Linked DNA regions of Mus musculus: regions 2, 3, 4, 5, 6 and 7 are each linked to region 1. The links are chromatin loops, found by intact Hi-C in ENCODE. Cell type or tissue: left cerebral cortex. All regions are shown on one strand.

The links. Hi-C counts contacts between places; a loop is a spot of excess contacts. Peaks named below come from ENCODE experiments on the same cell type or tissue, not always from the same donor. Only the 100,000 strongest peaks of a DNase experiment are listed, where the experiment ranks them.
Region 2: a loop joins it to region 1, with 5 times the contacts of the local background. A loop is called at or near these places in 6 of 42 quality-filtered maps.
Region 3: it touches region 1 in a loop (8-fold over the local background); 9 of 42 quality-filtered maps call a loop at or near these places.
Region 4: it touches region 1 in a loop (2.4-fold over the local background); 3 of 42 quality-filtered maps call a loop at or near these places.
Region 5: a loop joins it to region 1, with 4 times the contacts of the local background. A loop is called at or near these places in 5 of 42 quality-filtered maps.
Region 6: a loop joins it to region 1, with 2.6 times the contacts of the local background. A loop is called at or near these places in 2 of 42 quality-filtered maps.
Region 7: a loop joins it to region 1, with 5 times the contacts of the local background. A loop is called at or near these places in 7 of 42 quality-filtered maps.

The regions. Positions count from the first base shown.
Region 1 is chr11:42,177,330-42,181,329 of GRCm38, forward strand. It overlaps Gabra1 (gamma-aminobutyric acid (GABA) A receptor, subunit alpha 1), which reads right to left. Exons shown (of 10, transcript NM_010250.5): 2 at 2,231-2,319. The coding sequence starts at 2,304. Among named protein-coding and RNA genes, the nearest start is that of Gabra1, 3.6 kb to the right of the region's middle. In left cerebral cortex, CTCF peaks have their summits at 1,188 (motif pointing left) and 2,367; DNase peaks (open chromatin) are centred at 974, 2,430, 2,755, 3,210 and 1 more place; H3K4me3 peaks cover 3,791 bases; H3K27ac peaks cover 2,035 bases.
Region 2 is chr11:40,782,364-40,786,363 of GRCm38, forward strand. No RefSeq gene overlaps it. Among named protein-coding and RNA genes, the nearest start is that of Ccng1, 29 kb to the left of the region's middle. In left cerebral cortex, no CTCF peak of the experiment used is centred here; DNase peaks (open chromatin) are centred at 535, 1,161, 1,568, 2,202 and 1 more place; H3K27ac peaks cover 4,000 bases.
Region 3 is chr11:42,417,805-42,421,804 of GRCm38, forward strand. It overlaps Gabrb2 (gamma-aminobutyric acid (GABA) A receptor, subunit beta 2), which reads left to right and starts at 2,970. Exons shown (of 9, transcript NM_001362647.2): 1 at 2,970-3,622; 2 at 3,748-3,839. The coding sequence starts at 3,546. Gm34591 (a long non-coding RNA gene) reads right to left here and starts at 3,411. Exons shown (of 3, transcript XR_388590.4): 1 at 3,232-3,411. In left cerebral cortex, no CTCF peak of the experiment used is centred here; DNase peaks (open chromatin) are centred at 1,542, 2,193, 2,631 and 3,484; H3K4me3 peaks cover 2,623 bases; H3K27ac peaks cover 2,518 bases.
Region 4 is chr11:41,200,465-41,204,464 of GRCm38, forward strand. No RefSeq gene overlaps it. Among named protein-coding and RNA genes, the nearest start is that of Ccng1, 450 kb to the left of the region's middle. In left cerebral cortex, a CTCF peak has its summit at 1,890 (motif pointing right); a DNase peak (open chromatin) is centred at 1,980.
Region 5 is chr11:41,331,444-41,335,443 of GRCm38, forward strand. No RefSeq gene overlaps it. Among named protein-coding and RNA genes, the nearest start is that of A230004M16Rik, 380 kb to the right of the region's middle. In left cerebral cortex, a CTCF peak has its summit at 2,414 (motif pointing right); a DNase peak (open chromatin) is centred at 2,544; H3K27ac peaks cover 310 bases.
Region 6 is chr11:43,261,724-43,265,723 of GRCm38, forward strand. Atp10b (ATPase, class V, type 10B) reads left to right here. Exons shown (of 23, transcript NM_176999.3): 23 at 1-562. Among named protein-coding and RNA genes, the nearest start is that of Gm12146, 39 kb to the left of the region's middle. In left cerebral cortex, a CTCF peak has its summit at 2,320; a DNase peak (open chromatin) is centred at 2,310.
Region 7 is chr11:40,924,908-40,928,907 of GRCm38, forward strand. No RefSeq gene overlaps it. Among named protein-coding and RNA genes, the nearest start is that of Ccng1, 170 kb to the left of the region's middle. In left cerebral cortex, a CTCF peak has its summit at 2,416; DNase peaks (open chromatin) are centred at 2,440 and 3,446; H3K4me3 peaks cover 665 bases; H3K27ac peaks cover 1,148 bases.

The DNA of each region.
Region 1 (4,000 bases):
ACACCATACACCAAATTAACCACAGTCAATAGAAGGGACTAAGGAAGGACTGAATGTAAATAATGGCCACTTTAAAGATGCAAAGTTAATTTATTTTTCTAGTACTGATTCTTTCATGGATAAATGCATAAAAGATATTCAATACTGAAAGTATAAACTTTAATGTGACTCTTCACTGCTTCTGTTTGAATGCCTATCCTAACTGTATGGACATTAACTGAGTTGTATATACTTTCAAAGACTGCTTTTCTGATAAAGTTTTAACTTGATAGTTATACGTAAAATTTCTCTATGGCACTAAATATATGGAATTTATTTCCACAAGACCATTTTTCATTTCATTAAATTAAACATTAATCCATTCATGTCACACAGATTAAGAGCTTATTCTCATTTGGCAAAATTAAACACCTTGTTGTTTTATTTTATTTCTTAAATCAAGTTCTCAGTGAGTTTGTGACTTCCTGCGTGTCTCATTGGCAGATGACAGTAGTAAGGTAAAAGCAAGATCGGCTTTCAGAAAGTAAATACTTGTAAAAATTCAATGTCACAAAAACAAATACCATCCATCATCTTTCAAGGACACTGGAAGGTCGTGTTGATAAAGACAAAGAGATGTGAACACATCTAGGGATTCAGGAAACTCTCCATAGAGAAAACTCTTAGGGGGGAAGCAGTGAAATTAGGAAAGAAAAGATGATAAGTTAGAGAAACAACAGAAGGTGATTAGACTGCTAACACAGCCCTCAGAATCCCGGGTATCTGTTACCTTTATCTGTGCGTGTGGTGTGTTTCCACAGCTTATGTAAAACACAAGAAATTGTTTAAGCTTATGAATCTTGCTGTCAGCAATTGTTTGAATTGGAATGCAAATACCAAAGAGATCAGCCCCTTCCCAAACAAAACCAGCCCTGTTATTCCATTTGGAATGGGAATCTTTCTTTACTGTGATTTTGTAATCAGGCTCATCTTCAACCTTACATCTAATTTCCTATTTAAATTACAACTGCCACAGAACTCAGGAGAGGAACTAAGATGACTTTGGGAGTGAATAAATACTAATAACAACACAGAATGCCCTAGACTGAATACTCATTTTTGAAGAGAAATGTCAGTTACTGAACCTGCTTTTGATTCCACATGAACAACTCTGTAATAAAACACTGTGCACTAACTCCATCTACAGGTCATTATAATAGTAACACTCCATATAATTTTTCAAAAATCACTGATCACTTAACTCCTGAAATTAAGAGTATCAGACTGTAATATGCATCTTCTTCTTCCGATATTTGTTTATGCGATAATACTAAAAAGTAACACAGCCAGCATCTCATTTTAAACCAATCCTCAGAAATGTCTGCCTTTCCAGATGATTCCATAGCTCTGATTTTTACTCATAAAGATTCACTTCCTATTACACTTCAAGGAGTTTAGGATTTTATTATATGCTGAACACCTTTTAGTAAGGCACAAGAATAGACTAGACAAAAAACTATTAAAGTAGAGAACAATATAAAATATTTGATCATTTAGATAAATGCTATTACAATCTCATGTTCTTTATTGGATCATTAGAAAATACATTTATTAGTTCAACTTACTGAAATTGATTCACAACATTTCTTCTTGATATTAATACTAAATGAGCAAAATTTAATTTTTATCTAGTATTTTACAGCAATCATCTGGTATATTCTATCTCTATTGATTTTATTAACCATGGTTTAAAACACAATATACATGTGTTTCTAGTCATGTGGCATTCACGTTATAAATATTATTTTAACTTATTTTTATTCTAAAATATTATTTTAACTTCCATGCTTTTGTGAGTTACTCTATGATTTTGCAAATAGTTAGAAAATTTCCTATTGAAAACTTAACTTATAACTATCTAGTAACTTTTCCCATAAATTAGGAAATTATATATTTTTTGCTCAGTTACAAATGAAAACTAAAAAGTTGTTTCAGACTTAAGAGTTGAATTCATACATTTCCTAGTTTAAATTTAAAAGTAAAGCTTGTTAAGTGTATTCTCGTGAGCATCCAAACAAGAAAGTTATTTTCATGTTCTATTCTTCTTTAGTCTTAGCTGAAATTTTATTGCAGTAAAGTTTTCTGAATTCCCTTAGTCATGAATTCATCCATGGACAATTTTCTTCCCCCTGATGGAATAAATAAAAAATTACAGAAATTGTCATGCAGATTTTAAAGAAAATGCCCCCACCTTCTTCCCGACAGTGTGCTCAGAATGAGGGTCCAGGCCCAAAGATAGTCAGAGAGACCCCGACTTTTCTTCATCACGGGCTTGCACAGCTGAAAAGTGGAATAAGTAGAGATCAGTGTGTCTTGCAAGAAACATCAGGTTATAACCACTAGGGCTGACTGAGGCAGTTCCGATGAATGCTTTGAAGTCAGGAAATGACCTCACTGGAATATGACACTCATTGGAAGCAATGGAAACCTGGCCCATCCACTCCCCACCTTCCGTACCACCTTTCCATTCAGAAATGTACCAGAATTTTAATTTATCCTATAAAACTTGAAATGGTTTCAGGTGACAAAATTACTCTAGAGTAGCCTTTGCATTTCTATTACTTGCTGATTTATTCAAAACGACCTTTCTGATTCGGGTCCCTGTGGTGGAATCTGTACTGAAAGGTTTAAACTTGGTGTCTCTAAAAGGAGGGCATGTGGTTACGTGGGATCTAGTAGACTAACACCTCTGTTGACAAAATGCATCCCTGAATTCTGGAGATACCTTGATTTCAGAAGCAACTGTATCTGCCTCTTTATAAAAACCATTGGAAACACACTGTTGAATGCCAGAGTCGTGCTTCTCCTCTGTGGTTGTTAAATATGCTCACTAATGTTTCTGTGAAGCTAAAGGATACACTTTAAAGTCAGGCCATGTGCTGGGCTCTCTCTCTCTCTCTCTCTCTCTCTCTCTCTCTCTCTCCCTCTCCCTCTCCCTCTCCCTCTCCCTCTCCCTCTCCCTCTCCCTCTCCCTCTCCCTCTCTCTCTCCCTCTCCCCCTCTCTCTCTCCCTCTCTCTCTCTCTCTCTCTCTCTCTCTCTCTCTCTCTCTCTCTCTCACACACACACACACACACACACACACACACATCAATGCACACAAACATACCCACACATATCTTGTAAGCGTCCTTTAATTTCTTCCAGGGTGCTGCTAGAAAACACTTTGTCTCCAACAGATGGAAGCTTAAGTGGTTTGCTTCGCATGAAAAGGAGGGTATATTTATTCCCACTTAGGTAAATTGCAATCAATCATTATCTGATTGTTGAACTTGGATATGGTAGGAGGATACTGGAGGAATAAATGTGTATGGAACAGAAGAGTTATAGAAATGTCTATGTGTGTGTGTTATACATTCACATAATTATGTGTATATACATAATTATTAAGCCAAATTTTAAAATCCTGAGCACTACCTGGCTAAAAAGCAGATGTAGTTACTTAAATGCACTGAAATTAATCCTGGTCCTACTATGAAAACTATTACATGTATTTTATTTTCCCACTTTCTCGATTCTTAACTCCTTAGTAGGGTCAACCGTGAATAGATGGAAGCTTTATAAAACCCAGGGTTTTTTTTTGTTTTTTTTTTTTTTTTTTTTTTTACATTAAGCATTCTCTAGGTCCATGTGGTATGTATGCCTTTAAATACATCAACAAAATGCTTTCTACACTCTCCCGGATCATTCCAATCAGTAAGAACCATCACACACAGCCATGTAAGCAGGGAAGCAGAATTCATTTAGAATGAAATTATGTAGAGATAAGCACCGTGAGCTTCCTCATAGTGTTCTCTTAAATGTAGTGACCGGTTTTGACACACAGGAGTAGACTATGACAGGGTATCTTGGATAAATATCATTATGTGAAAATATTGCATCCAAATGGCACAATGGTAATTCTTTCTTTAAAGCATGTTTTAACATCTGTTTTGAAGAGGAAACAACTTCTCTTAACCCTAT
Region 2 (4,000 bases), 1.4 Mb before region 1:
GCTCAATTACTATGGTGGCCCTTCATAAAATGTAAATCTTTTAGTCTTAGTTGAGTATGTTATGATATAAATATCTCACCCCCAGTTTGCAGATGAAGTAGCTTCCTGAAGCAGCTGAAGTACTTCTGTCAACATTCTAAATCTAGTAAATAATAGATCTAGATTACACAGCCTGGTTTGTGTACTATTAATTATTTTTACAGAGGGCTTCTGCGGGCAAATCAATGGTGGCATCTGGAACCCCTTTTTCTTATGCACACCTTCTCTTTGGAATAACGAACCTAAATTAAATACTTGTTTTAGTCTAGGATGATGGCTAAGGAAGCTGTGACATCTCTTTATGACTTTCAGTTTATTTTTAATTACATGGATATGTGTATTTTTCTGCATGGGTATGTGTCTATGAATGTGGTGCCCACAGAAACCCAAAGAGGTTGTAAGATCCACTGGATCTGGAGTTAAAAGTGACTGTGAGCTGTCCGAGGCACTGTGAACCAAACCCAGGTTCTCTGCAAGAAGAACATGTGCTCTTAACCACTGAGCCATCTCTCCAGCCACCTACTCAGCTCATTTTAACATACTATCTTTTCCCTTTGGTCCCTTGGCTGTCTATGACTAAAAACTTATTGAAGAAAAATTAACAGTCCCGTAGTTAGCATATTAAATAGACTTTTATCCCTCCTGCCAATGTTGAAACAACTAATTATCAGCCCTGGTTGGGAGCAAGGACATTTGACCTCTGATAGACCAACAGAATTCTTCAAAGAGGAAAGGAAGAACGAGGTCCCCTGCTCTCTCAGTTTTTAGTCATCTGATTTAATTGACCAAGAATAGGATTTGGTACTCAAGTCTTCACCGATGCACAGCGTTAGAAATAATGATTACAGCAAATCAGGGCTCATGAATATGCAGTTTATTTCTGCTTTGAGACATTTCAGTTATCTAAATTAAAAACACAAAATTATGGATTGCAAAGAAAGCAGTAGGGACTTTTTTATTTTATTTTAACAATTGGAGAATATCACTGGAAGTGAAGTCTTCCTGCCAACCTGAAACACATAAATCATTGTGCCAAGAGAAGGATGCTTTTCTAAGTGCTGGCTTTAACCCTACCCCCACTCCAAAATATACTTAAAAATAGACCATGGGAGCTTTAATTCATGTGGGTTTTCTTTTTCTTTTTTGGTTGTGAATTTCACTTTCAAGGCTATACATTCCAGGATTGAATCTAACACCAGCTTGTTCACAGGATGTTCCTTACATGCAACATCCACGCTCAGAAATTCAAAAGTAAGAGATTGGTTTTGGTGCCTTTTCCTTCCTGAAGCACCATTCCCCCCCCCCCCCAGAATCTTCTGGAATGTTCTAACTCTTACTATCTGAAGTCGCTGTAGTTTATTAATATTGACCCTATAGACCTATACCTATGTTTGAAAAATTACCTCTTCCATCTGCTGCTTCATGAAAATGGCTCATTTGATTCCGTCTTTATTCATTACCTTTTGAGGCAATCTGGCTAGAGAGTGGAAGTGCATGTGTTAATGTTTCATAATGAGTCAGGTTAGAATTGTCTTTTTCTAAGTTAAGTTTGCTAACCTCATTTCTCTGAGCAATGCCAGGCAGTTACTATGTGGATAAAAACAAACTTAATCATGTGACAAAGTAACTAAATACAAGACAGTAGGACTAAAATGACCTGTGCGTTTGTGATAATAATTAAAAGAATATGGAATTTCGTGGTACACAGGAGAGATACAATGGCATAGCTGGTGATTTTTTGCATTTCCTAGTGAGAATGGCTTATTCTTGTGTGCACTTTCTCTCTTCAGTCTCAGAATCTTCTCTCTTCACATGGCAGCTGAGGCAGGCCCTGCCAGTTAAAACATGGCATTTGGGATCAATGACTGATTTTTCTTAAAACAGGGCGAGTCTAATGAAACCATGATGAAGACTGGCCCATCTAGTTAGTAATGGGTGAGGGTAGAGATAACCCTCGTTTGCAGGGATGGTTGTTTGAAATGAATAGAACAATTTATGCGAAGAGAGTTGCAGAATCAAAAGGAGAGGTCCAATTCCAAATCTCGTGGGCTCACCGAAAGGCATAAGCAATCCTGAAGCAAAGTACGTCTGCTGGTTGGATCGGGCAGGCTTGGAATGAGAAAGAATGTGCTGAAATGGAGAACATTCCTTGAGGCTTTGCAGCGTTATTTCTGCTTCAGCCATATGCATCGCAAAGTCTTCTTACATAAAACAGCTTGGCATTTGTCATTGTAAATGCATATGCTGGCACATTTGTCATGTTCTTTGCATTTCTGAGTGAGCCTCTGCTATTGATGAAGAGCCATCTTTCCTAATAAAAAAGATCACAGTATCAAAAACAAAACTGGGTGCTTATTTCCTGAGTGATGCTACACCCCTAACCATGCTTTGCTTTTATGTTTGCTTGCGCTTTCACGTGAGCTTGCGATGACAGCAATCTGAGATTCCCCAGGCTGTCTTGCAATCTTGACAGCCACTTTCAGTGAATTCTGCTTTCTTGCTACCTACTGGTGATAAAAAGCAAATAAGTTTCATGCCCAAATTCAGCACTGAGCAGGTAGCTAGGACTCCTACTGTCCTACCAGTAAAGTAGCCTTTAAGAGACACTGGTGGCTGCTGAGATATTAGGAAGAACAGATTTATCATCTCATTTTCTTGGCTAGGTGGGATGCCAATGCACTTACAGCAGCAATGGTGAGAAGCTTTGGATAATCTCCTAGGCAGAGGAAGCATCCTGATGGTTACCCGACACTTGGAATCTCACAGAGGCTGAGATTCCTTTGCTTTCCCCATGTTATCCTTACTCTCACACCATCCTGAGTAGAGCAAAACACATGGATCCAGGTAGCATTGAAAGGAGGATCATGGCAGACATTAGAAGTAGGACCAAGCTAGTTACCAAATGGAGTAGGCTAGAGGAAGGGGGAAAGCCTGACCTTTGTCCCCAGCTTTTTTGATCAACGAGCATAGTTAATTAGAGAAATTAAATCATCACAGCCCAAGGTGTCCTGAGCTAGTTTACTTGAGGTCATGTGTACATCACAATGAACAGCCTAAGTTGATAGCTAAGGCTCTTACCTGGATAATTCCTAAGTTACACCAGGAGCAAATCTAGTTTTAACAGAATAAAACAGATGAGTTTTGAATCTGTGTCACAAAGGCAATTTTCTCACTTAGTGATTTTTATTTGGTCTGAAAAGAATCAAATAACTCTTTGTGAGAGAAAATACAATAAGGAAGTAGCCACATTGTTGTTATAGGTGACACGTCCTTCTCTTCTTTCTCACGTGTTTGTTGCCTAACATAGATTTCTATGGTTATTGTAATAAAGTACCACAAATTATACAATGGGTATTTATTGCATCGTTATTCTGGAGGCTGGGTGTGCAGAGTCAAGACGTTGGCAAGAATGATCCCAGCTCTGGACTGGGAGGGAGAATCAGTGCCATGCCTCTCACTGACTTCTGGGAGTCATCTTTGATGTTTCTTCTCTGGGGGGACTGCCTTAGTCAGGGTTTCTATTCCTGGACAAAACATCATGACCATGAAGCAAATTGGGGAGGAAAGGGTTTATTCAGCTTACACTTCCATACTACTGTTCATCACCAAGGAGGTCAGGACTGGAACTCAAGCAGGTCAGAAAGCAGGAGCTGATGCAGAGGCCATGGAGGGATGTTCATTACTGGCTTGCTTCCTCTGGCTTGCTCAGTCTGCTCTCTTATAGAACCAAGACTACCAGCCCAGAGATGGCACCACCCACAAGGGGGCCCTCCCCACTTGATCACTAATTGAGAAAATGCCTTACAGCTGGATCTCATGGAGGCATTTCCCCAAGGCTCCTTTCTGTGTGATAACTCCAGCCTGTGTCAAGTTGACACAAAACTAGCCAGTACAGGGGACCATCCCATCACTCTTGTTCTCTGTCTTCACATAATATTTTTTCTATACACTACTCATATTA
Region 3 (4,000 bases), 240 kb after region 1:
TATTAGTCCCTGGAGTCAAGGATAAGAGATGTCCCCGGGAGCTACCACATAGAGGCAAATGGTCTCCTTCCCTCTTCTGACATTCTGTTTTCTCATCCTTCAAAAGGCTCTTTTGATTTTCTCCAAATGGCTGCTCTTTTATTCTCCTCAGGCAAATTTATAATAATTGCATCCGATCTGTGTTCTTCCAGTCTTTAAAGATGACTGCCACTCCACATTGTTTGCTTTTGTATCCATTCATTAAAGACTGCTAATATGTGCTAATCACATGACAAATGCTACTCAAGTGATTACATCATTCAGCATTAACCCAATGGAGAAAACGGTATTAACATTTATCTAGACTTAGATAAATAAAGGAGACCACAGTTTAGAAGCATCAGTGTCTTGCAGCTATTTCTAGGTGTCTGAGAAGACCCATTCTTAATAGATTTTCAATATGCACTTATTTAATCATTTAATGCATTACTATTATTATTTTGGATGGATGTGAGAGAATTTTGTGATTTATTTTGTTTCCTGAATTTCATACTTTCAGCCCAAACTAGAAAACCTTCCTGAACGTGATGGATGGATAAGAGGATTAATTAATAGAAAGAAGTCTGTATTTGGAGATGTTTTTTTGGAGATAAAGGAATTTTCTAAGACTTGATCAAATTATTGGCTAACTACTTTGGGAATCTTTTGGTTATTGAAACATATTTTTCTCTTTTCATTACATTGGTCTTGAATGTTACTATTACTGTAAGAGCAAAGAAAAGGAAGTCAGCAAAAGGTGCCTCTGCCCCACACCAGTGTGTGCGTGTGTGTGCGTGTGTGCGCGTGTGCGTGCGTGCGCGTGCGTGAGTGTGTGTGTGTGTGTGTGTGTGTGTGTGTGTGTGTGTGTGTGCGCGTGTGCGTGTGTGTGTGTGTGCGTGTGCGTGTGTGTGTGTGTTTGTGTGCGTGTGTGTGCGCGCGCATTCTCATGTAAGCCTCCAGCCTTGCAGATAGTCCTGCAGTGATGCATCTGCTCTGTGTTTATGGTGCTATGTTTTACCTGTCTTTAACCTAGAAACTTCCCCAGATTATTTCCCTTTGGTTTGTCTTCTGCCCTAGGGAAACTATCAGATTCCTGCTGGCAACCATCCCTTCTCCACAGTTCCCTTGGAGTCACCTCTCTAAACTGCCCCAGAATAATAACTCTTAATTTCCTGAGATGCGCGCAAGGGGATGGAAGTGGGGGTAGGGGTGTCTTGTACTATGTGGGTCAAAAGGGGAAGCTGAACGTGGTCACAGTGGAGACTAAAAAGCCTTCAGTTGGAATCTTGTAGCACCAAGCTAGCTGCGATCCCTGGGGATCTGGTCTCTGCTCTCACCAGAGAGACCTGCTGGACCACCAGTCTGTTGTAATCTGTGAGCTTTCCCATCCCACAGGCGCAGTGGGCGCTTGGAGGTCCCCCGCGTGGCAGCAGAGAGCTAGCAGAGTGTGAGGTTCTGAACTTTAAGAGTTGAGGTAGTCTAGTCTAAGGGTTAGAAACACTGCTTTATAAGCACAACTCACTTTCCACCCTTCTCCACAGAAATGACCTTGGACATGTTCCTCCGATCGATGTGCTAGTTTCTAAACCCGTAAAATGGGGTCACTAAGGAGTCAACTTTGAGCTAATATTGCTTTAAGCGCGGCTTTCTGCACATGGTAGGGACTCTCGGTAAATGACAAGGCTCAGTAGTAGATTTAGGTTGGATACTGGGGTCCAGGACCCAGTGTTGAGTTCTGCCTTTCTACCTCTTCATCAAAGAGTGCCAGGGTAGTTGATGCACCTGCTGTACTCCCTCCCTGTCTTCAGGATAAAACGAGGAACACGACTCTAGGGCATCCCAGTCCCGGTGCTCTCGGCATCCTCTTCCCCCCCCCCCCCCCGCAACTCCTCCCCTCCTCCAGCGAGCCCCAAGCAGAGGAAATGATTTTTCCTATGAAATGAGTCTGGATCTGGTGTCCGTGTTGAGCCTGGAGCTGGAGGGAAGGGGGCAGCCTTGGGTCCCCTTGGGCTAGGAAAGGGATGAGGGAAAATTGTGGTGTGTAGATAGGTGATTTGGTGGCTCAAACGGTCTCGGGGTTCCTTCATTGTGCCTGTCTTCTGTGAACCACTGGGTTTGGACGCAGAGGTGCAGCTTCAACTGTCCAGAGCAGAGCGGCAGTGGTGCAGCTCCGTTGGGCCACAGTAGTGGGCGGCGAGCTCCTGCTGGTGAGGTAAGGAGTGGTGGGTGGCAAGGACTGTGAATGCACGTGTCTCGTGTGTGTCTGTGTGTGTGTGTGTGTGTGTGTGTGTGTGTGTGTGTGTGTGTGTGCGCGCGCGCGCGCGCGCGGTGCGCGTGCGTCCGCGAGGCGTGGGGGGCCAGAGGAGCGCATCCCACCCCGCAACCCGCCCTCGCACTGGATGCCTTTTGGCCCCGCACCTGTGCTGGAACGCCTGTCACCCTCTGTCCCTCACGCCCCCACTTCTTTTGTTCTTCAGTCACACACACACACCTCATCCTGACCACTTATAATTTCCTAGTGCAGAGTCAGACCCAAACCCAGAGAAGCCTTTGCCTGACTGCTCCCCTCGCCCCCTCCCCCTCCTGCTATAAATAGCTGGACTAGCGGGTCAGGAGCGTCACAGCGCCAGAAACCAGGACCCCGAGGTTTTCTTCCCAGGGAACAGGGGGCAAAGGGGGAGCAGGAGGAAGAGAAAGAAATCACTCGTGAGTAGTGAAGAAAAAGCTCGCCCCTTGACTCCCAGGAAAAACGAGCATCTTTGGATTCCTGTATCCTTCCCCTTTCTTCTCAAAGCCATTCCGATTCTTTCATATTCACAGTCCACTCCCCACCCCCACCCCCCCTCGCTCAAAATCCAACGTTTGCTCAGCACTCCTCCCATTGGTTTTTTTTCTCCTCCTCGGACTCTGGTTCCCACTGCTCCCCTCCCCACCCCTAGCGCTCCCACCCCACCCCCACCTCCTCCGCTTGTCCCAGGCAGGGGATTGCTATTCTTAAGGAAATAAAGTTCAACTCCTTGCCCCTTTCAACTGGCTTAGACCGGGAGGAGAAGGGTTTCAGGAACCAATCTTCCTCCCTACACCCTACTCCTATTTTTCTTTTTAATATTTAAGGGGACACACACACACACTCTCTCTCTCTCTCTCTCTCTCCCTCTCTCTAAAATCCCACCACGTCGTGAGGTGCAACTACCTCCTAGAACAGAAACTTACCAGACGCTCTGGTTGCTTTTGTCTTAAAGAAAGAAAGAAAAAAAACCAACGAAGATTTTACTCTGGATGCATTTCTGGGGTAGTAGTTTAATATTATTCAAACATGTACATATTACACATATATATGCTTCTTTTCCTTTTTCCCCTTTAATTTTTTTAAACAAGGAAATCTCGGTCCCCGGCAGCCGCCGCTGCCCCTTTGATGTTTTGGTACGCCGTGCGCATGCGCTCCACATTAGAATTACTGCACTGGGCAGACTAAGTTGGATCTCCTCTCTTCAGTGAATCCCTCAATCCCACCAGAACCTAAAGGGATGTGGAGAGTCCGGAAAAGGGGCTACTTTGGGATTTGGTCATTTCCCTTAATAATCGCCGCTGTCTGTGCTCAGAGGTAAGTGTCCCTTTCCTTTCTCACTTGTCAGGGCTCTGTCTGCATACCTCTCTGTGAGCAGGGCTGTTGAAGATGCCGTGCTGTCTTCTTTATTCATTCCTGGTTATTGTCATTTTTTTCTTTAGTGTCAATGACCCTAGTAATATGTCGCTGGTTAAAGAGACGGTGGACAGACTGTTGAAAGGCTATGACATTCGTCTGAGACCAGATTTTGGAGGTAATGGGATTGCCTTGCAAATAAGAAACAGCCCAGCTCCAGCCCAAGCTGTCTTTTGGGCTTTGTGTGCACTCTCTTTCCTCTCCTTAGTTGTGGGCGCATGTGATGTATAGAATGTTTTCCTATTTTACCTTGCTGAGAAACAGATCCAAACTTAAGCC
Region 4 (4,000 bases), 980 kb before region 1:
ACTCCAAGTAATTGATACTACCATGAAAAATACAAGTCTTAGGGAATAAAGAACTGAGGTTTCAATTACTGACAATATTTCTTGATATAATTAATACCAATGGGGAAAAACAAACATGGAATATGAGGGCATTTTTTTTCTTAGCTGGTAAGAAACAAATCTGGCATGTTGTCGATGGCAATGGAGATGGCTTAAACAAATCTGCCTCATTATTATTTCTAGTCTATGATGCTGTTCTGGTTTTCAAAATATTGCTGTGTTTCCTTGGCCATTGTGCTTTTTTGTATAATGCCACCCTCTTACCAGATGAATGCTGGGAGAACACCATTTTGAATGTTCACTCTTGTGCTTAGGAAGGTCCTGCATCCTCCACTGTATACAATGTGAAGCTGACAATTCATCTTGGCACTCAAGCCCTCAGGCTACCTGGTAATGCTAACCTCTCTGTGTTTCTAGTCTACTACTGCTCTGTATTAGCTCATGCCTTTGCTAGCATGCTCACAATGTCATCTTCTTCTTGATACTCAAATGTGCCTTCTTGACCCTTGGTGGGTCATTCCCATGATTAGAAATACACTGTATGTTTGAAGCAGCCAGCTGATGAGTGGACACTAGAAGAAGGCACTAAACTGAGCATTGTGAAAACAGAGCCTAGTTCACAGCTTTTCTTATTCTGTAACATTAGCTAATTAACTACTTTGCATTTTAGTGTCTTAATTCCCAATAAGGATACAATTATTAGTAATCTATGCTCCGTTACAAGAGGATATAGTTAGCTGGAATATGGTCAAAGCATACCCATGTAAATATAAATAAGTTCAAATGATTATTTATTAACCATCTTGTTGAGAACTTTTGTCCTACCTCATGTGGATGTCTGAGAGGCTCTTCCAGTGCCTGACAAATACAGAAGTGGATGCTCACAGCCATCCATTGGACTGAGCACAGGGTCCCCAGTGAAGGAGATAGAGAAAGGACCTACAGAGTTGAAGGGGTTTGCAGCCCCATAGGAGGAACAACAATATGAACTAACCAGTACCCCCAGAGTTCGACTAAACCACAAACCAAAGAATACACATGGTGGGGCTCAGGGCTCCGGCTACATGTGTAGCAGAAAATGGCCTAGTCGGTCATCAATGGGAGGAGAGGTCCTTGGTCCTGTGAAGGCTCTATGCCCCAGTGTAGGGGAATGCCAGGGCTAGGAAGCAGGAGTGGGTAAGTTGGTGAGCAGGGGGAGTGGGAAGGGGATAGGGTGATTTTGGAGGGGAAACCAGGGATGGGGATAACACTTGAAATGGAAATAAAATATCTAATTTAAAAAAAAAAGAAAGTCTTTAGGTAATGAGAATTGACAGGAAAACAAGTCAGTCGATGACAAACTTGTTCATTCCATAAGAGGAATCTAATGTTTAGCACTGTTAAATTAGCCACTAACCCATGTCTGGAGACTTCTTAGGGCCCTAGTACTATTATTTTGCTTAAGTGACTCAGTCTCAATTGGCTTTCTAAGTACTGACACTCTTATTAGTAGACTAGTGCAGCTACTGTCCACCCTCAGAGAAGTTTATTAATGCAGTGAGGAGTGCTTAATAGAAAGACTCACAGCTTACCAAAATGTAGAGCATAAGTGACTGGGGAGGATTGTAAGAGCCACAGGCTGGGGAAACTTGCTGTGACATAATATCTTCTTGACATGATGCCATTGCACTCATGAATACTCAGCAGCTAGGGTTGCTTGCACATGATCTATATAAGATCAAGCTTGCCAGCATTCTTGTTTGTAGAGGTAAGTGGATCATGAAATCTATAATTATCTGAAAGGCCATTGACATTTGAATATGTCTGGGGATGTAAAATCAGTTTTCTTCAGTGGTGTGGCCCATGTTAGGTTTCCTATTTTCCAGTAGATGGCACACTACATTCATGTACATGAAGATTGTACTAACTGTATTATAAGTAGAAACATATGTAGAAGAGGCAGAGGAGGAGAAGGAACAGGAGGAAAAGGAGGAGAAAGAGGGGGAGGCAGAGGGGGATGAAATGGAGATGCTGGGAGGGAGATGTGAAGCTAGAGTTTAGAAGGAGCTGTGGCAGGGAAGATGGAGAAGATGGGATTCAAGTACATTGTATTCATATATAAAATTATGAAAGCGCATATACATAAACTTAAAAATTAAACTCTTGAATTTCTTTGTCATTTTATAGTTTCTAAAGGGTTGTTTCTTCTTGTTATAAATTTTTATGTGGTCTTAAGAGCTGCCTAATAGAGCTCCAAATCTTTTTGATTTGCTGAGTGTTGTTTCATGGCCTATCACATGATCTATCCTGGAAAATGTTCAATGTGTTAATGAAAGGAATGAATATTTAGCAAGTTCACTTGATCTCTTTTGCAATTTGCCTCTGCTGTTTCTTGTCTGCTTCAATGATTAAGTCTATTGCTAAAAGTGCAGTGTTGAAATCCCAACAATTGAAGTCTGACTTTCCCTCCAGGATTATTATTATTTTTATTATTTGCTTTATGCATTTAGAAGCTCTGACATTGCATACAAATACATTTAGAGTCTGTTTAGTGTTGGTCAATTAAGATGCCATTATACAATGAATGTCCTTGTCTCTTTTTTAACTGCTTTTTGCTTGTGCTCCATATCTGACTTAAGTAGTCCAACTCCTTCTTTCTCTGGATTTTCATCACATAGAATATCTCATCTCATATTTCACCTTCACTTTATGTATAACTTTCTTTCTTTCTTTCTTTCTTTCTTTCTTTCTTTCTTTCTTTCTTTCTTTCTTTCTTTCTTTCTTTCTTTCTTTCTTTCTTTCTGTTTTGTTTTTCGAGACAGGGTTTCTCTGTGTAGCCCTGGCTGTCCTGGAACTCACTTTGTAGACCAGGCTGGCCTCGAACTCAGAAATCCACCTGCCTCTGCCTCCCAAGTGCTGGGATCAAAGGCGTGCGCCACTATGCCCGGCTATATGTATAACTTTCAAGGCAGTGTGAGTTCTTGGCTCAACACATGTCTAGGTCTTGTTTGTTAATCCAACCTCTCATAGGATTCAACTGAAGAATTGCTTCATGTTGTTTTTTGGTTTTATTGAGTTTCTCTATCCTCCCCCCACTCCTTGTTACTGTCTTCTGCTGTGGTGACCTGACTTACTTTTAGTCTCATGTTTTGAATTAATTCTCTTAGATGGCCGAGGAACTCACAGTCTTCCTGTGCCAGGTTCTTCAGACCCCTTTATTAGAGGTATGTGCCACAATGCCAAACAAGAAATGCAAACACTCTTATTTTCAGTGTTGGGTTCAAGCCCAGGGCCCCACACATTAACATAAGGCAGTTAATCTTTAGCTACATTTCCAGTTCATTAATTCTCCTTGCTTATTATTTTTGACTTTTCTGTAATTGATATTTGTTTTACAGTTACCATAAGGCTTTCAAAAAACGTATTTTTATGGTAAGAGTTATTGTGAAATGGTCGCATCCTAACACAACTCTAAAGATAAAACTTAAAAAGAAACAAGAACAGATAGCAATAAAATTTTACAGATCCATTTTTACACAAATTGAATTTTTGATATTCCATTTTTATATATTTCCATATTGCCTACCACTTAATGTATTTATGTGTTTCATTTTATAGTACTCAGAGTAAAGCTATGATTGATGCACCATGCATAATGATATTAGAGAATTCTGAAATGACATAGTTACTCTTGTCAGTAATCTTTATGTCTTCTGATGCATTCTTCTTACTGAGAAGAGTCCTTTATACTGTAAGTAGTATAAAGAAATTTATTCACCATTTCCTGTAGAACAGGTTAGCTAGAGATATAGTCTCTATTTTTGCTTGATAAGACCTTTACCCTTTTTCATTTCTAAAGGATCAATTTGATTTGTACTATGTTACTTGTTAACGTGACTTTTCTTCAGTACTGTGAATGCCTCACAGCATTTTTTCTCCACTTATAAAGTTTCTGTTGTGAAGTCTGATATTGGCAAATGGG
Region 5 (4,000 bases), 850 kb before region 1:
ATCTACTCAAATTAAGTTGTTCCTATGATATTTTCTCCAGATAAAAGCATGAGCACTATTGCTTGACATTTTCCATCCTCTCTGATGCTTTTATGCGTATAAATACAATGAGCAGCTTCCTCAGACTGTAGCCCAGATCTCTCCTGTAAATACCTAAGTGCTGTTCTAAATGCCATATGACATCTCAGCTTTCTTTGCAGAAATGTAAAGAGTCTCTGTAACCTGGAAAAAAAAAAAAAACTATGGGTTTTATAGAGAAAGTGGAAAAGGAAAATAAGGGTGCGATAACAGCTACTAAAAACCCTAACAATTGGGTTTTGATAATCAAATCCCAGAATATATCCTCTGAAGAAGCAGTCTTTTTTTTTTTTTTTTTTTTTTGTGGCAAATTTTTTTTTTCCATTTTTTATTAGGTATTTAACTCATTTACATTTCCAATGCTATACCAAAAGTCCCCCATATCCACCCACCCCCACTCCCCTGCCCACCCACTCCCCCTTTTTGGCCCTGGTGTTCCCCTGTACTGGGGCATATAAAGTTTGCAAGTCCAATGAGCCTCTCTTTCCAGTGATGGCCGACTAGGCCATCTTTTGATATATATGCAGCTAGAGTCAAGAGCTCCGGGGTACTGGTTAGTTCATAATGTTGTTCCACCTATAGGGTAGAAGCAGTCTTAAGAAAAACAAGAGAGCATCTATGCCCTCTATTAGGCTGGGATATATCAGTCAGGTATCTGTCCCCATGCATGTTGGCTAGCACCAGCACCTGTAGGAAATCTTCAGTCTATGTTTGTTTATGGTCTTTACAGAAGGTTGATTAATGGGGAACTTATAGGTCTTCAAACAAGTTACAGGCAGACTCTCATTTTTGGAGAGATAATGGAGCTGAGAGGTGATCTGAAGGACCTCGTCCTTGTTAAACATGTGTTGGGGCTACATGACTGACTACGACAGCCTTGACTTCCATGGTAGCCCAAGTTTATTTCCCACGCTTTACAGTAACTAGCTGGGTTTGCACTTTGAAAATATAACCCAAACATTTCCTGTTTTAAAGGGCTAGGCTGAATACTCACCATGGGAAACATGCCCATGAGGTTTGTTTGTTTGTTTGTTTGTTTTCCTCTCTTCACTATGAATGTAAATCCATCCTGGCCCTACTTCACTGGGTTCCAGTCTCAGTATCCCCTCTCTCTTCATTAAAAAGTTCCACTGGATCTGATTGCTTTTCTTTTTATCAAATTATCCCCTCAAATTTTTATGTATATATTATAGAATTCAAAGAAACATTAAATTTTTTTCACTCAGTTTTAGACCCACAGTATTTTCAAGTGACTATCTTATTTAAGGAAGATTCCCTGTTTGCTTTGTTAGTCAGCTTCCTCTTGTTGGGATAAAATGCCTAAGGAGGAGAGATTCATTTTTGACTCACAGTTTAGCAGGTTTTATTCCATGTTTGTTCTGATCCTTTGGAGGCACTAGATGCATAGTTCTTCATGGCAGCAAACCTTGTGACACTTGGAGCCATGCTTCTTGCAGCATTTTATTTTCATCCAGGTGAAGAGGGAGAGAGTAGAAAAGTGGAAAGATCACGAGAGAAGAAAGAGAGGAAAGGAAGGGGACTGAGCGAATGACTGACACAGAGAAAAGAGATGAGATATAGAGAAGACACAGATGGAGAGAAGGGAAGAAAAGAAAAAAAAGAATGATGGAGAGAGAAGCAAGAAAGAGCAGACCTAGGGTGTTTGGTGTAATGTTTATCAGACTATGTGGGGGTATTTAAAAATATTTCTTTGTGGTTTTCTATCTCTGAGTTTTCCTGAGTTCTTGGTTATATTAAAGTAGCATATCCTTCAACAACCATATGATTCGGGGAGTTTTATTTCATCCTATGTTTTGAATTTTAGTTCTCTCAAAACAATAGTATGCCTTGCAGAATAGCTCTTAACATTAGTAAACTCCAATCAGTCATCTAATTTCTGGGACTGTGCTGTAAATAAAGCATCTAAATTCTAATTGCCAAATTCAAGGTCACAAAGAATTTTCCAATGATTATTCTTAGGAGTACAATTTTAGTGAAAGAAGCTCTTATGGTTACTAAAATGAATAAGCTCAAACAAAAATTCACACATAAAAAACAATGATGATTATTTTATAAGACAGTTAGCAGATAATTAAATATGTGTAAAAATAACATCAAAGTCATTGAAGGACATTCATAAAAACACTCTTAAATACAACGTTAGCCAATTAATGATAAACTGCTTCATCATTAGTTCTTCACAGGCAATAGGACGGGTTCTCTCCCACTGTGGGTTGATAACTTGCAATATCGTTAATTTACATGATATATATAGAAGGAAAAGAGAAGCATTTTTAACTTTATAAGGAATATACATTGCTAGCTGCCAATTCTGACTTATCTTAGCCAGTAGATGTCATTCTCTCTCTATTTTAATATGGCTTTCCTATCTTCCTTTAGTAGACTCTTCTTGAGACATGTTATGAAACTGAGATTCATTTCAGCCTGCTTTTCTCTTCTTCATCTTTCCCAGTTAGTATCTTTGTCTCTTCATTAATAGGAAGAGGACTAGAGTCCAAAAAAAGAGGTCATTCAGATAGCTTGCCTTACTGAGGGATATTTCCCTACATATTTAAGACACTCGACAATGCTGACTGAGTGTCAGAGTGGAACATCCCCTAATGCATTTTAGGTACTGACAGACACGGAAAAAAATCTATTAATAATGCTAGCAAGTTGACAAGGAAATCAAGATCTCTGAAAGCACTAAGAGGATTTCTTTTAATATGTTATGCACCCTTTTCCATGTACAGTTGTAGATGTTATCATTTCCTTAAAATGACCTCGGCTTATCAAGACCCAGGCAACTGGCATTTCTTAGTATAAAGCATTTGCCTAGTGTGAACAGGGCCTTGGGTTTGAACCTCAGCAAGGCAAGGGTATGTGAGGATTTAGAAAGAGATATAAGTAGAACCTTTAATGAGGCTGTTAGTTTAAATAGCCATTTATTTTTTATTTTTACCAAGAAATGAGAAAAAATATTTTCTATAAGGATTTCTACAAGAATACCCAATCACTTTGAAGGTATATTTTCAGAATTTATTTATTTAATTACCAAAGTAAAGTCTTTCTTTGTATATTGGCCTGGCAGGGAACTATGTATGTACTTCATTTATGCCTCACTTCCTACCTCAGATTTCTGAATGCTGGAAATACAGGCATGAACTACATATGACAACAAACTCTGAAAATTTCCTTCAATGAGTGCCTATAGCTTGTAGTACACACTGCTAGTCTACTTTGCAAAATTATAGAAACTGTTGAGACTACACTTTTGAACTTTGAAATAAGATTATGCATGTTAAACCCAAACCATGCCATTTGTTAAGCCTTTGAGCTCCTAAAGGCATTCTTCTGATTTTCTAGAAATAGCTTATCACAAATAAGAAGCATGGATGTAGTTTGATATGATTTTCTATAATTCTGATTGTAGAATCCATGGGGTTATCTATTAGTTCAGAACAAGTTCACGTGTTTTTCTGTCATGTCTCCCTGAATAAGCTATCAAAATTGAATGTGTGTTGGCTACAGAGATAGTTCAGAGGCTGAAAACCCTTGCTGCTATTGTAGAAAACCTAACCTTGGTTCCCAGCACCTGTTCTGGAAGGTACACTGTCTCCTGTAACAATAGTTCCAAAGCATCAGATGTCTTTTTTGAGCTTCTGACTATCCTGCACTCACATTTGTCCAAATAAACATACACACAGAGAGACATATTCAGTTTTTAAAATTGAATGCTACCCATCTTCTTGATAATCATGTTACACTTCCCAAGCTTCAACAGCTGAACAAACTGTAAAACTGTTAAAATTTAGAAATAAAAAGAAAGATACAGGGTTTACATACAAATTAAAATACAGAGGTGAATTATGACCTCTTGTCTACTAAGCCATATATGTTTCCTTGGAAACAAGAACATCAA
Region 6 (4,000 bases), 1.1 Mb after region 1:
TTAAAGGACCTTGAAGCAGGTCACCATGCTTGCAAATTAAGTTTCAGCAGCTCTACCTCCTGGCAGAAGGACTGAGTCCAAATCGCATGCAGTGCACGTTGAAGTTTTCAGAAGCATGGGCAGTCGGCAGTAGTAACAGAGTCTCACCCCAGAAGGAAAAGAGGGGATAGGGAAAACAAAAGATTATGCAAGCCCCCAGCCCTTCCTGAAGCCCGTGCTCTGCCCAGCACTCGGATGCTGCTCTTTTCTTGCTTACCAACCAACTCCATTTGCTTGTGATGGCCCCATTTTTACAGTTTTCCACATGCTGGGGAGCCTAGGCCAAGCTGGTCACAAGTGGTCACTTACTCTTGCCATTCTTCATGAACCAAACCAACTGTGTGACTGTCTGATGTGCCACCTCACTCAGAGGGAAGCTCTAACATTGCCTCTGTAATATAATGCTAGTGACTGTATGTAGTACATGTTATATGTGTATAATCTTTTTACTGATAGACTGGAAACATGTCATCATTTTTTAGAAAGAAAAATAAACTTGGTTTTTCCATAGATTTCCTACCAATCTGAAATCCTATTATTCTACCTATACATTATCATTACTATTATCATGAATATTTATTCATTTGTCCTTCTTTGTACTCAATTATGTATCTATCCAAGAAACTTTAGTAAGTCTCTACTAGATAATTTTCAATGCAGCTTGGGCCTGCCATCACTTGTACCTACCTTCCCAGGTTTCAGGGTGTTAGGAATACTTGGCCCAGTGTGAAAGTGGAGCACAAACTATATCTCTGGGCTACAAGAATTGAAAGCGGCACATGCAACATTATTCAGGAAATCTAACGCAACTACTTTTTCTCTTGTGAACCTAGCACACACCCAAAACCTAGGCTGACTTGGGCTTTTCCATCCATTGTCAATGTGACTGCTTACAGCACAAACATGAGGATATGAGTTCAAATCCTTAGTGCCTACCTAAAAACCTATGTGTAGGGTGATGCACTTGTAACCCTAGTACTTGACAAAGGTGTGAGGTGGGCAGAAAGGGGAAACTCTCTGGGATTAGGTGGTTGTGAACCTAAGTTTAGGGAGAGCACTTGTTTCAAGGCAAAGAATGGTAGAAGATGGATATCCAATCTTCTCTGTCTTCCATGTGCAGAAATACCACACATCAAACACATGCACACACACACACACATGCATCGGGTGGGGGGGGAGAAACAGAGACACACACACACACACACACAGAGAGAGAGAGAGAGGGGGAGAGGGAGAGGGAGAAGGAGAGAGAGAGAGAGCAACAGACAATGGCCTGGGATTATGTTGTCCTAATAACTGTATTGGGTTACTTTAGTGCGTGCTAGACTCTGTGCATCACTATCTAACACCACAGCAAATATGTTGTCCTAATAACTGTATTGGGTTACTTTAGTGTGTGCTAGACTTTGTACATCACTATCTAACACCACAGCAACCCTGCAGGGTAAAGACTTATCTAACCTGGCTCAATAGCTTCAACTGCACCACCACTACCTCAAAGCTCCATGCATTGGCCTCACCCTTACTTTGCCTGATGTCAATGGAGCTCACATGTAACTGGGACCCCAGCTGAAGAACTGGTATCTTCCTTCCTGCATGGTTTCTCATCATTGAGGAGGCCAGCTAGGTCTGGTCACATGGTTTCAGAGGGAAAAAGAGTTGCATGAGCTCATGAGATCTATGCTGAGAACTTGTATACTTGTTGACCACCAGGTTCCATGGAAGCAAAACACTTGTTTCAAAAATATTCTCTTATCCTCTCATGAGAAGCACTGTAAAGAAACTGAGTGCCATTTGCAGTCATTCATCCCAACCTCAGAGAAGACAGTGAGGTAAAGAGAAGTCACATAAAGACACAACAGTCCCATGGTTAGCAAGTGGTCAGGTGGTATTCTAACCCTGGGAGTCTGTAAGCAGTGTCTGTGTACTTAACCAGAGATGCATGACTCAAGATAAGACCAGGGGGGCAGATGGGGAACCAGAACCACATGACATTCTCCTGAGAGGCAGGGTTTCATAGTGGTGAGGGCGCCCTAATTTCATCTCAAATCTAGCATAAGGCAGCAATGTGGCCTAAAGAAAGACAATTCCATACCATGTAAATCTGGGCTGCAGTCCAAACAAAAGTAAGTATAATATCATCATTTAGGGGAAACCTGAAATACTCTTTACACCGCCATAAAACATCTCCCCTGCAGCCCTCTCAGACTCCAAACTGGGCACCAAGTCAGACAGATCCCTGTGGAATGCTTTCCACTGGAAGCCTTCTGCTGCCACCTAGCCGGATAGAAGGAGGTACTGCAACTGGGGTTATGCAGGGGTGGGAGAGCTTCAGGCACTGGAATCCTGTTGAGGACATTGAGTCTGTCTGGATCTAAGAACTGGAGCCCAGATTTCAAGTCTTGGTGTTCTGGTTTCTATGGTGACTCTAAACAAATTCTTTCAGGAGCTTTTCCCTAAAACTATTCTTCCCAGGTTTTCCAACCTCTCCAGTTGGGCCCTCAATTGGTTCTAAAAGCTATTTGGGGAGGCTGGCTATGGTGTAGGACTGTTCTTGGACAGATCTCAAGCCTGTGGTCCACTGTGCAGCTGTATCAGTCTGTATCTCATGCACACATAAACACAGAGAATAGAAAAGCCCATAAAGACATCAGTTTCCTGCTCTGCCCCTGGTGCTCTGAGTACAACATCCTGTGATGATACTGTGATACTGCCGTCGGAGAGATCATGAATGGGGTTGGTTTTCAGGAGTTGAGTGAAGCTGAGGAGGCATCAACCCTTTGGGGGAAAGGTAACAAAACCTCCAATCCCTTGGAGGACCTTGACTGACTTTTTCAGATCAGTACATAGATGTTGAGAAACTGTTGTTTAAGGGGATCCATAACGAAGGGTCAAGGCACTCAGCCCTTCCAACTGTCAAGAGGGAAGCCAGAGCAAATGCATACCTTTCTTTTACATAGGTCCCCAGGCACCTCAGCAACCCTACCAGCCACCCTCAATAAACATGGCTGCTTACTATGTGAATGAAGCACAAAGCCCATATTCCCATGCCCCTCCAAACATATTATTTCCTCAAAGTCATACCTCTGTAGATAGCTGAACAGACACTCTCTCTGCAGCCGTCTGTAAGAGGGTTCACCCCTCACAGGAAGGCCTGAGGGAAGGTTCCACTGACATAATTGTAGAGAGACTAGCCAACCAAACGCCTGACTGAAATCCAAAGAAAGTATTTTCCTACACTTCTTGAACAAATGATTTTAATTAGGGTGAGTTATAGGTGAGTGGGTGAGTGGGTGTTTCTTAAAATTACCTTGGCAGTGGCTGCAATGCTGAATAAAATGACTCTCCCTTACCCAGCAACCCTAATTACCTACCAACATAATTACCCCTTCAGAGAGGGGTGGGGCCTTGTCTTAGTCACTGTTCTATTGCTGTGAAGAGACATCAATGACCAAGGCAACTTTTAGAAAGGAAAACGTTTAATTGAAAGCTTGCTCACAGATTCAGAGGTTCAGTGCATCGTCTTCCGTTTGGAAGCATGATAGCAGACATGGCCTTGGAGCAATAGCTAAGAACTACATGGTGGTCCGGAGACCAAGAGAGACATTCTCGGCCTGGGTGTGGGCTTTTGAAATCTCCAAGCCTACCCCCAGTGACACACTTCCTCCTATAAGCCACACCTCCTAATCTTGTTCAAATTGTGTCATTCCCTGGTGACTAAGCATTCAAAACTATGAGCCTGTGGGGCCCGTTCTTATTCAAACCACCACAGTCCTCATAATCTTCTCTGGCTCATAATGTTAAGGGGCCCAGTCTTGCACAGGAATTAGGCAGGTAATGGAAAATGATTTTGGAAATGCCATTTCTCCTGCAGCTAACCTGTGTATTCCCACAAATGAAAGGTTGTTATTAAATGCAGATGATGAAATTCAACAGAGAGACAGATAGCTGTGTCCAGGGT
Region 7 (4,000 bases), 1.3 Mb before region 1:
GATATTTCTCCGTGGATCTGCACCCTGTTTCCATCCATTGCTGGATGAAGACTCTCAGGAGGTGGTCATGCCAGGCTCCTGTCTGCAAGCTTGACAGAGTTGATATATATATATATATATATATATGAAATTAGATATTTTCTTTATTTAATGCAGCAGCTCTAATACAGAGAACCGTTTGGTGTTTTCTCTTTTCAACTTATTAAAAAAATAGTGCCTAGAAATGCTGAGTACTTGACCTAGGTTAACCAGCAGGCTGTAGTGAAGCTGGGGTTTGAATGCAGCTGTGTCTCACTTAAGAGCTTGTCTAACACCTTCAGCAGTCTTCCCACTTGCTCTCCAATACGGTGGTCCCCAGCCTTTGTGAAATTGTTCTTAGTTCTTAGAGATCTACCCTAGCATGCCCATGCTGCATTTTCATGCAATATAATGTCTGTTAAATAGAAATACTCAAATATTTATTTTGAATTGGATGTGTCCATGCAGAATTAATAGAAGGCTTGCTGTATAGGGCATAGTTGTAGGTATTAAGAGTTTTGATTTTAGTTCCGCCGACATAACTCTGTGTTCATCTATCTCCCTTATTTTATCTGTTTGTCTGTCTGTCTGTCTGTCTGTCTTCTATCATCCACTCATGGAGTTATTGTAGCCCAGATTTGCCTCAAATTCATGATTCTCCTTCTTCAAGGTTTTGAGTGCTGAGTTTACAGGTGTGTGCCTCCAGGCTGAATTTACTAGATTTACTTGTATTTTGTCTTCTCAACAACAAAGCAAGGGCTCATTAAAGAACCAAACCGTTGGATCACTGTGAAGAATAGAAGATATTTTGTGAATGTTATGAAGCTCAGCCAGAAGAAATTACCCTGAGCTTCAAATATTTACTCCTTTAAAAGAGTCTGTAGATACATAAGGACCATGAAAACTCTGGGTCATAAAAATTGAACTTTATTTGAATTCTTGCTCTCTTAGAGTAGTAATCCCCTCTTTCTTACCAGTTTTGATACAAAAGCCACAGCTCTCATCTAAAAGAGAAAAGCTAGTTTATTTGAAGCCATTCTTAGTGACCACATCCCAGGAACATAGATTTAGGTTGCCAGTTGTCATATTCTAATGGGAAAGGAGTTTTATAGATTCACAGAGCAAAGAAAGACACAAATTCAAACAAGTTTAAAATAAATTGGTGGATATATCAGAGAGGTGGTGAGAGTCAGATGGGGGAAACCTTTTCTATACCCCCAGGATGTTACCTGATAACATTCTTAGTTTTTGGGTCAGTGCACACCAGTAGTACTTTTAGTTAATTAATTCCAAATGTTTCTATTTATTAGTTACAAGATGTTAGTTATGACACAAAGGTGGACAAAAACTGCTAACCCAAGATGTGATAACTAGCTTTTGGATCTTCAACATCCCAAACTCTGTACAGGTTGCAATTCTAATCTCTAATCTCTGTCAACAATTCCAGTAATTTTCGTTCACAGTAGTGAGAGGCACAAAACTCACATTTCTCTATGGCGTCTTTTGTTAGAGGTATGTCTGGGGCCCCAACAAAGGAAAAAAGGAAAAAAAACACTATTATAAGGTGAATAGAAAACTGTAAGTTTTAATGTGTAAGTTTAATTTCCCATTAGGAAGAAAAAAAAATCTCTAAACACATCTAAACATTTTAGTTACTGTTCTCAAGTATAACCCCACAAGATATGTTTAATAGAAAACATGGAGTCATTCATTTTGAGATTAACTAAATAAACTGTTTAATTTAAGTGGGAATTCAATTTGGGGGTTTAATTCTGTGGAATTATGGGACTAATTTTCTGTGTTTTTCTTTTCTTTTTTGTCTGTTGTATTCCATACCAGTGCCTCTTGGAAAATTAATCTTTAACCTTTAAGCAATGCCTTTTAATAGAGCTGAGAATCATTTCCATTTGTCAAGGTAGAATATTTCTTCCAAGAATAATTCCATTCAATATACTTATTGAAACTGTCAAAAAAAAAAAAAAAAAAAAAACAAAACCTACTGGCAGTTTATCAACAGGTATGTTAGGTAAGAAATAACATTTCCTTCACTACAAAACAATAGTAAATATCATAGGAGAAATGGAATGAAAAGCTTATCAGCTAGTGCTGCAGCTAAATAACACAAGAGCAGACAGGAGTCCTGAAGACATGAAAGACCATGAGGTAGTTTAAGCAACCAGTTTACTTGAGTTATTTATAGTCAGTCTTGCACACTTTAAGATTATCTGGCTTACTGTGCATAGTAGATAAGTGTCTGGCCCATATTATTTGTAAAAAACAAAACAAAACCAAAGACTGTAGGATTTGCATTTCGTGAAATAAAACCATTCCAGATCTGTCTCCTTAGAACTCAAAGGAATGGTTTTGAATGGTTCCTTTTCCGTTGCGACTGAAGGTGGAGCCCTTGAGCTGCGTCCCAGAGCTGGCCTCAGCAGGAGGATTTTCATACAAGCTTTTGTAGTTCGCAAAAGGACACGGAGCAATTTAAGCAAGAGGAAAAAAAGGAGTCGCTTTTCATCCAACTTGCTGGCTTGCCACCTCGCATAGCTTGTGGTGGAGCCTAGGTAAATGGAAATTAACGGGATATGATAAACTCGGCCAGGAGCCCCGTTGAGGTTTGGAAGTCGAGCTCTTTCCTTTTCATTATCTTGTAGTTTGGGTTTTAGGAGGGATGATAGAGGGGGAATGTTTTACTTTATCTGTTCTCCCTTGGATTCAAATCTCTACCCAGCCTCAGATTTATCATATGTATAACGAGTGATATCTTTTGCTGTTTTCTGTTATGTTTTAGCATTCTTTAGGTTTAAGGAATAATTAAAGTGTTTTCCACCCAGATCAGCTTCGAAATGGAAAAGACAAGAGGTATCAGAAGAGCAGCTGTACCCAGAAATTCACAAGTTTTACTTCATTTTCATTCCATTTAGAACCCCCTGAAGGTCATGGCCAACAACATTTAGTAATGTATGCACATATTGAAGTGAAGAGGTGGGTTTTGATCCTGTATCAGCTTAACTCCAACTTGTGTGCCATTTCCATTGTAATCAAAGCTTTGCATACATTTGTAAGAAATAACACAGAAAACAGATTTTATTTTATTTTTTTGAGATAAATGCAGAGTCTGAATTAAAAAGCACATTGCATGAATTTTAATTTCATCGAAATGTTATTTTTTGCTTATTGGTATGGCAGAAAAGAGCATGATGTTGCATAACTAACTTCTCCTGGGGAATCTTTCTTTGATTACCTCAGATATAAAAGCTTTGGACCAAACAAACAAACAAACAAACAAACAAACAAGAAGTCAGTTTAAGTCCAGCTTACAAACGTTGGGGTAGCTCTGCCAGTTGCTTTAGTAAATGCCCTTCCCTTAAGTGAGCGAGATTCACATGGACTGTGTTAGAGGAGTTCCCAGAGCAACTTGCAGGCAGCTACCCGAGGAGTTGCAATGGGTACTGCACAGATAGCATCCAGGAGCTGTGCTCTGAGTCCTAGTTGTTAAGGAGTCTCATGAACCTTTCCTCTGCCCAAGAGGGAAGTTTTCAGTGCAGAGAAACAGCTACACAACGACATCATCTTGACAAAACTATTGCTGAAAACGCAGTGTTGGGCTATGTGGGGCTCTCCGCTACATTTCACATTGTTCAGACACGTTCTTGTATTATTTATACTATTATTTCAAATTAATTGGCTTGGTGTTCTTTCTCTTCTTTTGATATAGTTTTTCTGTTTTATTATGTGTATCTTCCCCAATTTGAAAGAATAGAAAGGTTTTCAAATGATTTCTTTAAAAATAATCACACACACACACACACACACACACACACACACACACACACACGGGTGGGGGTGGGGACAGTTGACCCCACTTGTAAAAGTAACTTTTATTTACCAGATGTAATTGTCATCTCGGAGGCTTACTGCTATCAGTATCCATTTAAGTTTACGTAACATCTACTTTTACATACATCTCATCGAAAGGACA